3 separate regions of the Homo sapiens genome follow, and all the other regions are linked to region 1. Evidence: chromatin contacts called from ENCODE Hi-C or POLR2A ChIA-PET data. All regions are on one chromosome and are shown on one strand. The core of a region is the stretch at or near the end of the contact, and the rest is flanking DNA. Distances in the headings are between cores, read along the strand shown. Region 1 holds the start of MRPL40 (mitochondrial ribosomal protein L40). Region 2 overlaps TXNRD2 (thioredoxin reductase 2). Region 3 holds the start of GNB1L (G protein subunit beta 1 like).

Evidence for each region. Hi-C counts contacts between places; a loop is a spot of excess contacts on that map. ChIA-PET counts read pairs that join two places held with the same protein, here RNA polymerase II (POLR2A). Pooled maps may share reads with other maps.
Region 2: a loop to region 1 is called in a pooled map, with 6 times the contacts of the local background. The contact joins the enhancer-like site here to the promoter of MRPL40 in region 1. A Hi-C loop is called at or near these places in 6 of 50 pooled maps. POLR2A ChIA-PET finds 5 or more read pairs at or near these places in 2 of 52 experiments (CD4-positive, alpha-beta T cell and CD4-positive, alpha-beta memory T cell).
Region 3: a loop to region 1 is called in a pooled map, with 18 times the contacts of the local background. The contact joins the promoter of GNB1L here to the promoter of MRPL40 in region 1. A Hi-C loop is called at or near these places in 2 of 168 maps with a recorded cell type or tissue (ascending aorta and sigmoid colon), 12 of 37 single-sample maps with no recorded cell type and 17 of 50 pooled maps. POLR2A ChIA-PET finds 5 or more read pairs at or near these places in 2 of 52 experiments (PC-9 and activated CD4-positive, alpha-beta T cell).

Annotation. Positions count from the first base shown.
Region 1 is chr22:19,430,535-19,434,844 of GRCh38, reverse strand. MRPL40 (mitochondrial ribosomal protein L40) reads right to left here and starts at 2,300. Exons shown (of 4, transcript NM_003776.4): 1 at 2,238-2,300; 2 at 1,497-1,580; 3 at 1-109. The coding sequence starts at 2,290. It overlaps HIRA (histone cell cycle regulator), which reads left to right and starts at 3,112. Exons shown (of 25, transcript NM_003325.4): 1 at 3,112-3,405. The coding sequence starts at 3,369. RefSeq lists silencers at 2,226-2,535, 2,826-3,225 and enhancers at 3,510-4,257, 4,206-4,275.
Region 2 is chr22:19,889,852-19,894,161 of GRCh38, reverse strand. All of the region lies in intron 11 of TXNRD2 (thioredoxin reductase 2), which reads left to right. Among named protein-coding and RNA genes, the nearest start is that of RTL10, 37 kb to the right of the region's middle. RefSeq lists silencers at 1,067-1,271, 1,438-1,847 and enhancers at 1,572-2,080, 2,081-2,588, 2,589-3,097, 3,098-3,606. Within about 2 kb of position 2,486, at least 13 of the 41 ENCODE cell types and tissues checked have a DNase peak (open chromatin) inside an H3K27ac peak, as active enhancers do; they include CD4-positive, alpha-beta T cell, where a contact is called at or near this core.
Region 3 is chr22:19,853,494-19,857,803 of GRCh38, reverse strand. It overlaps GNB1L (G protein subunit beta 1 like), which reads left to right and starts at 2,930. Exons shown (of 8, transcript NM_053004.3): 1 at 2,930-2,984; 2 at 3,265-3,361. RTL10 (retrotransposon Gag like 10) reads left to right here and starts at 2,930. Exons shown (of 3, transcript NM_024627.6): 1 at 2,930-3,144; 2 at 3,265-3,361. It overlaps LOC124905080 (a long non-coding RNA gene), which reads right to left and starts at 2,832. Exons shown (of 2, transcript XR_007068005.1): 1 at 2,092-2,832. RefSeq lists enhancers at 1,920-2,399, 3,822-4,310.

The DNA of each region.
Region 1 (4,310 bases), core at 1,051-3,550:
TAGCTCTTGAGTAGCCTTTTCCAGTTTTCGGATCTTCCTTTTCAAGCGCTCCTTTGCTTCTTGGTCTTTTTTAGGATCTACCTTCTTCTTTTTTCGAAGAGGTTCTGATCTAATAGATAAAGCAAATATTAAACATTTTCCTCTTTGGTCTCATGAACCTACTGAGAGACAAGATGGTAAGTACCCCATACTGACCTCTCCACTGGGGGAAGGAGCTGTGCATGACTAACTCATGAGCTCAGCGTGGTGAGGAGGTACTCCACCCCACAGTACTTGTGAGAACTGTGTAGGTGCCATCAATTACAAGAAATAGTACAAAAGCAGCCGGGTGCAGTGGCTCAGGCCTGTAATCCCAGCACTTTGGGAGGCAAAGGCGGGCAGATTGCCCAAGGTCAGGAGTTCGAGACCAGCCTGGTCAACATGGCGAAACCCTGTCTCTACTAAAAATACAAAAATTAGCTGGGTGTGGTGGTGCGCACCTGTAATCCCAGCTTCTCGGGAAGCTGAGGCAGGAGAATCACTTGAGCCTGGGAGGCGGAGGTTGCAGTAGGACAAGATCGCGCCACTGCACTCCAGCTTGGGTAACAGAGCGAGACTCTGTCTCAAAAAAAAAAAAAAAAAAAAAAAAGTACAAAAGCAACAAGAGGCATCAGGGTATAAAATCGGGAAGTGTTCCTCTTTATTGCTGGGATTCAGGTGTGCCTTGGGATTACACTCAAAAGTGAAAATACCAAACTGTTAGATTAGAAGCTTATTACTATTAAAATTGATTTGTGGACTGGGTGCGGTGGCTCAGGCCTGTAATCCCAGCACTTTGGGTGCTGAGGTGGGTGGATCACCTGAGATCAGGAGTTCGAGACCAGCCTGACCAACATCCAACATGGTGAAACCCCGTCTCTACTAAAAACACAAAAATTAGCCGGGCGTGGTAGTGGGCGCCTGTAATCCCAGCTACTTGGGAGGCTGAGGCAGGAGAATTAGTTTAACCCAGGAGGCGAAGGTTGCAGTGATCCGAGGTCACACCACTGCACTCCAGCCTGGGTGACACAGTGAGACTCCATCTCAAAAAAAAAAGAAAAATCAAATCCTTTACTATCAAGATTGACTGAATCAAGTATCTACAAAGAGTCGAGAGTGCCAGATGGAAATACCTTTAATACTTGCATCTTCCCCACACTCTCCAGGGCCTCCGAATGGGCAGGGAAGAGGAAGGGTCATGGAGAAACAGAAACTTAAGCTGTGTCCTTTAAAACACACAAGAATCCCTTCAAGGAGAATACTTACTTCTTGAGAAACTGCTCAAATTTTAAAAATTACAAACAACAATCTATGGTTTGGAAAATGTTGGAAAAACAGAAAAGCATCGGCCTAAATTTAACTGAGAAACTTTGTAGGCTGTTAATTTTGCAAACCACACATCCAGCATTCTTGCTTTGTTCTCTACACATAGACTGACACCTTTACCCCCAGAGGTCAGGCCCTCGATTGAGTTTTACCTCATGGGAATGAGTTCCCAGAAAGACAACAATGACGCTCGCTGGTGAGTCTCTCTAAGCTGCGTCTGCCAAGTTCCCAGAAGCCTGAAAGATACAAGAGTATGTATAAATATCTGCTTCTCCAGGCTAGGCGCGGTTGCTCACGTCTGTAATCCCAGCACTTTGGGAGGCCGAGGCGGGTGGATCGCGAGGTCAGGAGTTCAAGACCAGCCTGGCCAACATGGTGAAACCCCGTCTCTACTAAAAATACAAAAATTAGCCGGGCGTGGTGTTGGGCGCCTGTAATCCGAGCTACTCGGGAGGCCGGGGCAGAACTGCTTGAACCCGGGAGGCAGAGGTTGCAGTGAGCCGAAATCGCGCCACTGCACTCCAGCCTGGGCGACAGAGCGAGACTCTGTCTCAAATAAATAAATAAATATCTGATTCTCTCCCACTTCACAGGAAAATAAAAAATTGCAATGCTCCCAAACCCGGGGCACTTCTAACTACTTGATATGACAGCAAGGTCAACGTGGAAGGTTTTTCAAAATCTTTCGTTCAGACCACAGAGGACTTAAGCAGGACCGCTGCTCGCCAGGGTGCTCAGATTTTCATGCATAAGAGTCACGACCAGATGGCTCATCCCTGAGATATTCGTGGACTGGGAGGCGAGCAGGGAGCACAGGCGAGTCCTGGCGGACAGTCGCGAAGACCCCGCACGCGCCCTGGGCACTCCGCTATCCGGCCAGCGTCCGCACTCACCCGCTAGTCGGGCGCAGGGCTAGCGAGATACTTCGCAGCACGGAGGCCGTCATGGCTACCCTCGCCGCTTCCGGGCGTGCGCCCCTCCACAGTCCGGCCCGCGGTGCCCCCTGCTGAGGTCCGGCAGACCAGGCGCCCAGCGCTCAGGCGTTCCGGCTGCGTGGGCTGGGACGCGCCTGTCCCCGCCCCCGACGCAGCCCCGCCTAGGGTGTCAGCTGCGCACACACGAGGGCCTTGCGTTTCACGCGGCTCGGGGTCCTCCCTTCCGTCCCCGCCCTGTGCTGGGAGCGCGCCTCTGCAGCGGGCACAGTCTAGCCAGTCAGGCCCTAGCCGGTTGGTCGGTCTGCGCCCTCGCGCGGGCCTCGGCTCCGCAGTGCAGCCGGAGCGGCCGAGGGGGCGTCCCTCTGCTCCTCCGAGTCCAAATGTTCATGTCTAGGCAAACGGCCCCGATCTTCTAATAAACGCGTCCGCCCCAGCCTCCCCCACCAGGGTTGGCTCGTCCCCCGCATTCGTTCGAGTCCGAAGCCCGGATCGCATTCCGGCGCCGGCGCGGAGCCCGGCGCTCGCAAGATGCCCAATAGCGCGTGTTGATGAATGACGGAAGCTAGTTAATAAGTCGGACTCAGACTGGCGAGGCAGAGCTGGTGACGGGCGGTCCACGCCACCTGGGCCCCGCCTGCCTCTGCGGGCGGCCCGGGTTGCAACTGCAGGCCCCGCTCGCTGTCCGCCGTCCAGGCGAACCGCCCTTTCTGGGGCGCCCGCGCCCGGGCCCGACCCGAAGCCCCTGCCAGCGGAGGAGCCGGGGCGGCCCAGTCCGCGTGGGGAGCGGTTTCCCGCCGGGGCGATTTGGCAGGTGCGCGCCGTGACTTCCGGCGTTGCCCGGGAGCCGCCTGAGGAGGAGCGGCGCAGGGGATGCGGCTGTGGTGGCGGCGGCGGCGGCCGAGCGCGGGTGGCGGCTGTGGCGGCGGAGGGGGGCGCGGGCCGGCGATGGCGCGGCGGCCCTGAGGGCGCGGGGCGGGCGGCGGCCGGAGGGCGGGTGGCGCGGGAGGAAGCGGCGGCGGTGGCTCCATGGCCCGGGCGCGCTGAGGGACCCGGCGCTCGCCTCAGCCCGGCGGCGGCGGCGGCCGAACAATGAAGCTCCTGAAGCCGACCTGGGTCAACCACAATGGTGAGTGCGCGCAGGGGTCGCGGGAGGCCGAGCCCGGAGTCGGGTCGGGGTCTGGAGTCGAGTCGGGGCGCGCGCAAGTCCTGCCTGTCTCGCCCCTGACGCCCGGTACCCGGTGCCCAAGCCAAGAAGCCGGCGGGAGCGGACTTTGTCCTCAGCGCGGAGAGGCTGGTGAGCCCCAGCACGTGCTCCGGGTTGACCGCAGCGAGGGCCATCTTCGCCCCTGGCTCTTGCTCTGAGTCTTCCGCTGCCCACCTGTGGTCCTTGGAGGGGCCGCGGCCTGGCTCCCAGGAGCGGGCCTTGGTGCCAGCCAGTGCCTTCCACTGGTCTGCATCGCCCGAGAAGTGCTCAGACGGTCCTGAAGGTGAAACCGGGATGAAATCCCCCTTGTGGCCTTTCAGTGGCAGGATGAAGATCCGAAATCTGCAAGAGGGACTGTTACTGCCCCTCTGGATCTGGGGACAGTGCCCCCAGTTGGGGAATTGTGGTCCCTAAATAGGAGGGTTTGGGGGCCCCGGGCCCCCGCGAAGGATCCACGATTAATGCTGAGCTGGGACATCAGGGTGAACTAGGGTTGGGCAGATAGGGCACAGGTGTGTTCTAGCAGAGGGGCTTCTTAGCTCTGTGGCAGTGGCTCCAAAGCACACCCTTGGGGAACGGACTCATCCACCCCATATCTTGACTCTGATACAGAGAGGCTAGTGGTAATCAGTTTCGTCATAGTTCTGCCTTGTTGGCAGAACTGCTGCAGGAGTTGGTGTTTGCTCCCCGGGTAGATGAAAAAAGCGCGCCTCCCCCTCCCCCACCCCACTCTGCTGACAGCACTGTAGCACAGAAATCAACCCAGGGAGACTCCTCCAGCCCAGGGCCTGATTCTGGCCTGTCTGACTGTTGACAGGCAAAGGGTC
Region 2 (4,310 bases), core at 1,237-3,736, 460 kb before region 1:
CTGGCTCATTTCTCTTAGCACAATGTTTTCAGGGTGCATCCATGTTGCAGCATTTGTTAGAGTTAGCATTTGTGTAGCATGTGCCAGCATTTCCTTCCTGTTGAAGGCTGAGTTGTATGTGTGTCCATTATCTGTCAGTGGACACTTAGGTTGCTTCCGTCTTTTGGCTGTTGTGGATCATGCTGCTGTGAACATGGGTGTGCACAAGCCGCCTGTTTTCAGCACATAAAAATGACACAGAGTTTTTAAAGTTCTGTCCAGCCTTCTCGTGGCTTTCAGTGTTTCCCAGTGGGTCCCTTTGGGCCTGGCAGGTCATCACATGCCAGGAGTGGCATTTTGCAGGCCTTTCCAGAAGTCACATTTCGAAGGCTTCCAAAGACATCACCCTTCCAGTGCTGGGCAGAGGCCTGGGCGTTTCCCGGCCAGGCGTGGGCTGGCTACAACTTGCTGGGCACAGTCTGGTCTCACCTTCTTGCTCTCTGTCAGGTGTAGGTCCGGTTTTGCATGGGGCAGTGGCCGAGCAGGTGTGGGGAGTGTGGACACAGCCAGGGGATACCTGTGCCCAGGCCTGGGCCGGGGCTGTCTGACGGGACTGGCAAGGGGCAGCTGGAGCCAACAGGGATCGCCCAGACACTGCTCTGTCCCAGGCCTGCTGCAGAGGAGGCCATTGCAGATGGGCCGCCGCAAGGAGGGCTGCGGGTCCTCGTCAGGGTGGGTGGCGGCACACACAGCATGCCTGCTCAGATGTCCTACCCACCTCGGTGCCTGGCCGTCTAGTTTAGGCTCCTAGTTTTCCCAATCACCCTGTCAACTTGCATGTTGAAGGCGGGAGCAACCTAGTCAGTGTTGTTAGTTCTCCGAGGCCTTTCTGTGCTGAGCCTGGTCCGTTGTCCCCTGCGAGAGCCCAAGATCAGAGCCAGGGTCCCTCTCAGATCACCTGCCTCCACCTCCATCAGCTAACCGGGCTTGCGTGGGGCTGGCCAGGGGTCAGTGTCTCCTGGGGGAGGGCTCCCAGAGGCACAAGCTGTGTCATAGGGTGATGCACTTCTGAAGCAGTCACTCGGAATGGGAAATCAGAAAGGAAACCAGCCTGGAGCGGCTGAGGCTTCACTTTTGTGCAGTGGACACAAGCGCAGAGGTGATGACCGGGGAGGACCTGAGATGCCTGAGCGCACGCAGGGCTCTTGGCCCGGAGGTGATCAGTCAGCAAGAGCAATGTTCTCAGCCACGTTGTAAAAGTAGATTTTAAGTAAGTTTATTATGATAAACACTACGAAGGATTAGGTAACATTTTGGACTCTGGAGTGTACTGATGGTTCTCATCCTAAACTCCACTTTATTTTTCTTTCAAAATTTATCCTCCTACTGTCATTCCCAAATAAACTCCACTCTAAAGGGGAGGTGGCGAGTTTCTCCCTCCCACCGCGCCCTAGCCCTCCTCCTCTGTCTGCTGACACCTCCGTTCACCCACAGCATAAGGGAGCTGTTGCCATTGAACCGAGGGGCAGCCCTCGACCAAGCCCATAGGGATGTAGCAGACCAATGGGCCGGGGGCTGTGTCCCCGGAAAGCCGGGGCGTCAGCCTGGCAGGCAACAAGCGAGGCCCCTCCCTACTCAGCAGAGCTGCCGTGGCCTGCACGCCCATCCTCCCTTGCTAGGAGTCTGTTTTATTTTTTTGTACTTTCAAAATGAGCATCCCCCAGACAGTCTGCCTGGCATGATTGATGCTGGGGGTGGAAGCTTTTCACAGTCCTTGGCCTCTGACCCTGCTTCCCGAGGGCGGCGCGGCTTCTGCGCGCCTGCTGGGGGCCGCTCGGGCATGTGCTGACTTCGCTGCTGCTCAGAGCCAGGTTTTGTAAACATTCAGGAGCCACTTCCCAGGTCAGCAACTGCGAGCGTTTTCTGCTGGTTTGTACGATAAGCCTTTAACCAAGCTTTATTTCTACTTGCAATAAAGGATGATCCACTCTGGGAGGTTAAAATAAAGCGCCCTAGGGGCGGCACAGCTGGCAATGCCAACATCTCCGACTCTGCTTCCTGTACCGGGTGTGCACTACGTCCGCACAAGCTGGGCTCCGACAGGAAGGGGGGATGCCTCCGTGCCCGGTGCACACACACACAGAAGGGGCCCAGGTGCTGCACAGAGCTCCCGTGTGGGGCCGAGTGCTGGCCCTGCCCGTTGCCCGTGTGCCTGGCGCCTGGCCGCAGCTGGCGAGGACCATGGACATTGGCATTGCGAAGTGGGCCCTGCAGTCTGGAAGCAGAGGAGGACCAGAGCCCCTTCCTCGACGCAGCCTTGATCTCCACGTGGTGGATTAAACATATTAGCAGTTAAAGCAGTTAATTGCTGTGCAGGGGGCCCCCGCTCATTGTTTGTCTCTGAATCACCCGCCCACACCAGGTGTCTCAGATAATAGACTGGGAACTTCAGTGAGGAGGATTTCCTGTCTGCAGATGTGCCGATTACAGCGCTGAGTGAAGACAGTCAGCCAGCACTGCTGCGGGCTCGAATTCGCCCGCTGAGTTAACCAGTTGTGGCCTGAATCCCTGGCTGTCTAGGGGAGCAGGGCCAGGCTGGGGCATCCTGAGCAAACGCCTCCCAGTGCAGGGGCTTCTAAGTGCAGTTAAGTTTAGATTTGGTTTTAAAGAAGGGACAGACTGCCTCTGGACTGCAGCCCTGAAAAACTGGAAGTTGAGATCTTCATGTGCCCCTTTGGCGTCCCCAGCCCCTCTGGATGGTTCTCTGTCCCTCTCTTGAGGGTGAGATGCTGAAGGCTCTGGCGTATCCCTCCCTGCACCACAGGAGTCCTGCCCATGGCCAGAAGAGCCAGCAGACACAGGAGGGGACTCGCTAAACCTGGGGGTCCCACAGCCAGGCAGCTGTTGTGCCTGAGTGCCAGGGAGGGTGGCCACAGGTCTGCCTGGGGCCTTGTGATATGGCAGGTGAGACGAGACCCAGGGAAGGAATCCGTCTGGATCTTACCCCAGCCACTGAAGCTATTTCCTCTTTGGGCTTTATCTTAGATAACTCAGAGATGTCCACCTGTGTGTAAACCAGCATCAGAGCCTGAAACACAACATGCATGGAGCATGGGAGCTTGGCTTCCCGGCTTCCTCTTGGCACCACACAGAGGCCACCCCCACAGCCTGCCCCTGTATAGTCTCCCCCACGTGGCACGTGTGCCTGGACCACAGCCAGAGAGACTGGGGTGCCCAGGAGATGATGATGGGGGCTGGCGGTGCCCAGGAGGGGAGCTGTTGCCAGGGTGGGCTGCAGCCCTGGGCTCCTCTCTCCACCCAGGCACTGTTTGCTGGCATGTACACGGCAGGCAACTGTCTTTGCTCAGCTGTGCTCGGCTGATGGCTCCCGTACACCGCAGACTCAGCTACACAAGTCCCTGCGGATTGTCCCTCTGTTGAGTGCCAGGCAGCAGGAAAGGGCAGAAAGCAAGAACCAAGCTGGGGATGGGTGGGAGCATCCTAAGCCTGGTGAGAGGGAAGGGGCGGCTCCTCCTGGATGCCCTCTGTGCTGGTGTGGGTGCAGCTGGGGCTTAGGGGCCGCGGTGGGTGTGGATGCTGCCCGGGCGAGGGGGCTGCGGTGGGCCCATCAGGACTGCTCTCAGGGATGCGCCTTGCTGCAGCTGCGTGAAACCAAGTTTGTGGCTATGCTCTTCCCGGTGGGGATGGGCCCAGCAGTGACCCTGGCATCCACATGCCTCCATGCTCTCAGGGTGGAGTGGCCATCCCTGAGCAGGTGACACGGATCGGAGGCCCCTCTTTGATAGTCTAACACCTTTTTATTTTAGTGCAAATTTAGTTTGTAATTAATGACATCAAGAGAGACCCAAATCTGCCTCCATTGTGAGTTTGATATTTTTTGAAGTGGGGCCAAGATGAACATTCATGGAGCTCTTCCTATGAGCGGTGGCTGCGGCCTTCCCCTCCACACCACGTGGCCCCGGGCGTGCGCTGCTGCTCCTGAGACAGCACTGTTGGCTCAGCCCTAGCTCATGGTGGTGCTAACACCTCACAGAGGCCAGGCCAGAGTAGCAGGAGGCAGCGCCCTGTGCTTACCCACCAGCCTGGTGCCCCACGCTTGGCTTGAGGGCTAGTTCACACTTATGTCCAGAGCCCACAGCTATCTGACAGGCCAGCCGGCACCTGCATACATGGTTGTCCAACTGGGTCTTGTTACCATGACAAATTCAGTACTTAATGATTAGAACTGAGTGGAAACCAATTAAAAAAAAAAGAACAACATGGTGAAAAGTCTTCTAGAGATAGGTCAGCACCATTTATGCATATTACCA
Region 3 (4,310 bases), core at 1,681-4,180, 420 kb before region 1:
TGGAAAAGTTTGGCAATCTCTCAAAAAGTCAAACAAAATATTACCGTATCATTCAGCAATTTCACTCTTATGTACTGAAAGCAGGGACTCAAACATATACTTGTACACTAATGTTCATAGCAGCATTATTCACAATAGCCAAAAGGTGAAAACAACCCAAGTGTCAATCAACAAATGAATAAACAAAATCTGGTCAATGTGTACAAAGGAATATTACACAGCCTTAAAAATGAAGGAAGTTCTGACACATGCTACGATGTGGATGAACCTTGAAAACATGTTGAGTGAAATAATCCAGTCACAAAATGATAAATACTGTATGATTCCACTTATATGAGGTACCTAGAGTAATTAAATTCACAGAGACAGAATATAGAATGATGGTTACCAGGGGTTGCGAGTGGGAGGGGAAGAGGAGTTAATGTTCTGGAGTGAAGAAAAAGTTCTAGAAATAAATAGTGATCACTGGATATACAACAGCATGAATGTACTTAATGCTCCTGAACTGTATACCTAAAAATGGCTAAAATGGTAAATGTTACTATATTTTACCACAATAAAAAAACAGTCATATGTCACTTAACTGTGGGGATACACTCTGAGAAATGTGTCACTAGGCGATTTTGTCATGGAGGGATCCTCATAGAGTAACTTACACAAACTAAGATGGTAGAGCCTACTACACACCTAGGCTGTATGGTAAGGCCTGTTGCTCCTGGGCTACAAACTTGCACAGTGACTCTACTGAACAATGTAGGCAATTGTGACACAGTGGTATTAGTGCACCTAATCATAGCAAAGGTACAGTAAAAGTACAGTGCAAAAAATAAAAAATAGAACTGGTTAGGGCACTTGCCATGAACAGAGGTGCAGGACTGGAAGTTGCTGTGGGTGTGAGTGGTGAGTGAATGTGAAGGCCTAAGACATTATTGTACACTACTTTAGACTTTATAAACACTGTACACTTAGGCTGCAACACACTTATATTAAACATTTTCCTTTTTTTTTGAGATGGAGTCTCACTCTATTGCCCAGGCTGGAGTGCAGTAGCACAATCTCAGCTCACTGCAACCTCCGCCTCCTGGGTTCAAGCGATTCTCCTGCCTCAGCCTCCCAAGTAGCTGGGATTACAGGCACATACCACCACGCCCGGCTAATTTTTTGTATTTTTGGTAGAGACAGGGTTTCACCATGTTGACCAGGCTGGTCTCAAACTCCTGACCTCAAATGAGCTGCCCGCCTTGGGCTCCCAAAATGCTGGGATTACAAGCATGAGCCTCCACAGCGCCTGGCCTAAAAATTTTCTTTCTTCAATAATAAAATAACTATAGCTTACTGGATGACCAGTTACATATGTGGTCCCTAGTTGACCAAAACGTTGTTATGCGGTGCATGACAGTTATACACAGGAGAGGGCCTGAAAGAAAAAAAAAATTTGGACCAAAAAAGGCCTTTTCTGGCTCAGTTGGATTCATTTCTTCCACAGGCCCACTGCCCACTCTGCTGATGGGCGCTGAGCTGTAGACTGAGCTGCCTTGAGGCTGAGGTAAGCTGAATTTGTGGGAACCCCCACCTTTCCCTTGAGGGAGGAAGTTTAAATTATCAGGTCAATTAGGAAAGATACAACCGAAAAAAATCCAAATTTCATTCCCACTTCAAGGAGGCGTTTCCTGGCTCGGTGCCACTTTTATTATTTTTGGCCCAGGCTGCTGAAAGCCCCACAGACCCAGGGAAGGTACAATGTGACCTTTGATTCGCGTTTCAGGGATCAAAGTGAGTGAGTTTGGGTGTAAATGCAGATAACATTTCAGAGAGCTTTCATGAAAGGAGTCACTGGACCAGGGCAGAAAGGGAGCTGGTGTGTTACGTGTGTGTTCCCCTTGAGAAGCGTCACTTTCCGGTGAATCCGGCTGCCTGCCCGTGGCCCCAAGGACTCCTGGCTTGCATCCAGGTCCTTGGCCCACAGGCATCAGATCCTGAGCTGGGGCGCCTGCACCCTCTCCCACCTCTTCTCTAGGCACCGTGAAGCCGAGGAGAGGTGGCGTGGGACGGCTTGTGCAAGTGAGAAGAGCACCACCACTTCATCCTCACCTATCTTGTCCCAGGATCTGGGTGCTGACTCGGCAGGCTTGGGCTGGGCACGGCCCTGTGGGGAGGGCTTGGTAGCCTGCCCTCGCTGTCGTCTCCGGGTCCAGCCTCGGCCTGAGTCGGGAAGCACACAATTATATCCACAACAAGGAGGCCCAGAGGCCCTGCCTGCAGCCCCCAGGTATGCAGGTAGAGGGTCCTCTCGGACTGCCTGCCCCCTGCCTCTGGCGCCCAGCCTGCAGCTACGTCGAACCGGGCCCTAACAAGGTTCCCCGCACTGGCAATGAGTGATGAGAGGCACTCCGCGGGCACGCCGTTCCAGGGCGCTCACGAGGCCCAGCAGCCCCGCTATGCCCACATCCACCCCGACACCTGCAGCCCCCCAGGCTTAGCCCGGCCCCGCAGCAGCCCTCTCGACGCCCAGCAGCACCCCAGTGTCTGGCTGACGCCAGGGCAGTAACGGCGGGCTGAAGCAGCATCGGCCCCTCGGTCTACGCCACAGCCGGGTGCAGATTTCCCGGATCTGAGGGACCGCCGGGCACCGTCCGCTGGGGATCATGAGGGGCAGCTTTGGCCCGACCGTCTCGCGCCTGTACACGCGGCCCCACCTGATCCCGTGGCACTTGGCGCGGCGTGGGAATGGGCGCGCTCTCCCATCACCCACCGCGCGGCACTGCCGCGCCAGCAGGGACCGGGAGAGCCTGCGAGGTAGCGGCCACACGGCATACAGCGCAGGCGCGGCCTGGATGGGAGGAGCGCGTGGAGCGTGCCGGGAGCATGCGCCGGGTCGTACACGGCGGCCGCGCGCACGCTGGGGGCGTGGCTGCGCGATGTAATCGGTCTCTGGACGCTGCGCGGCGCTCCTAGGAGCAGGCGTTCCCGACTCCGGCAAGAGGGTCAGTGTGGAGGCGGGAGCCCGGGCGGCCGGCTTGAACTCCGTGCACGCGGGCCTGGAGCTGCGCCCCTGCGTCTTTTCCCGACTTCTGATCCGCAGAGGGGCACTCGGAGCCCCAGCCTGGGTCGCAGTGCCTTCGGTCTGCGGGCCTCAGTTTCTCGGTCCGCGCCGGGGGTTTGTGGGGGCACCTGGAGACATTTGGGCCGTTCTCGCAGTCTCGGGAAGCCGCGCCCGCTCCTTGCCTGGCCTCACGGCGGCCGATCTCGTTCTCCACTTTCTAGGTGGCGCCTGGACTCTCGCCCTCAGAGGGAGGCCCGTCCCACGGTCTGTGGCTACGGATCCCAGGACCCTCTTCGCGGGCGATTCGCGTAGCCTCAGGTGGGTGGGCTTCTTGTTGCCGTGGGCCTTGTGAGCTCGTATTTCCTGCATGGCGGTTGCTGGGGGGCGGGCGGTGCAGTCGTCTGCACTCAGCTTGCTTTAAGGCTTTGGGCAGGTTTTGTTCTTGGGGCTCCTGGGTCTCCCCAGAGCAGAGAACGGCTCCAGCGTTCCAGGTGCTGCCTTTGGCCTTGTGGGGGCAAACACACATGCGCCGTGGTACCTGCCCCTTTAGGATAGTGCTGTCCAGTCTAGAAGGGCCGAAAGTCTTCTATGCCAGGCAGTGTGGGGAGAAAAGTAGGGGGACCAACAGACTGATAGGCGTGGGAGGGCTAAGGTTCTCAAAATGGTGAGAGTGCGGCCCAGGGTTAGGAAGGCTCAGGCCCAAAGCAGGCCTGGCTGGCTGGTGCAGGGAAGCCTTCTCCCAGACTGCAGGGGACACAGGTGCGCAGGTGAGTGGGCAGGGTAGGGGACTGGGAAGAAGGGAAGGCAGAGATCTGGGTAGCACACTGTGGCTCCCGGGCATGGGGTGTGGTCATTGTGGGCAACCTGGATACCTAACCTTGGCTGGTGGTGGGAGCTGGGCCCTGGATCGGGGTCACTGCTTTTTTAGAGCTCAGTGAGGGACTGGACTGGACTCGACTCACGTCCAGGCCTTAGTATAATCCTGCAGTAAGGTGGGAAGCCAGGGTCATGGGCTGGGCTTTCAGGTGAAGACCCCCCCCCCAGAGGGGGGTCAGACCTGAGGGATTCCAGAGTGTTTGGGTGGTGGAGGTAGGGCCAGTGGCCCTGGCAGGTTCTAGTGCTGCAGGCCACCCTGGGAGGTACCTGGAGGAACTCACCCTGAGGGGGGATGGCCAGCAGATAGGAGATGTGGGATGAAGGTGTGTGCAGGCCTTGTGCTCCCAGTGAGCCGGTGGCGTTTGTGTGTGGGGTGAAGCAGAGAGTTTCC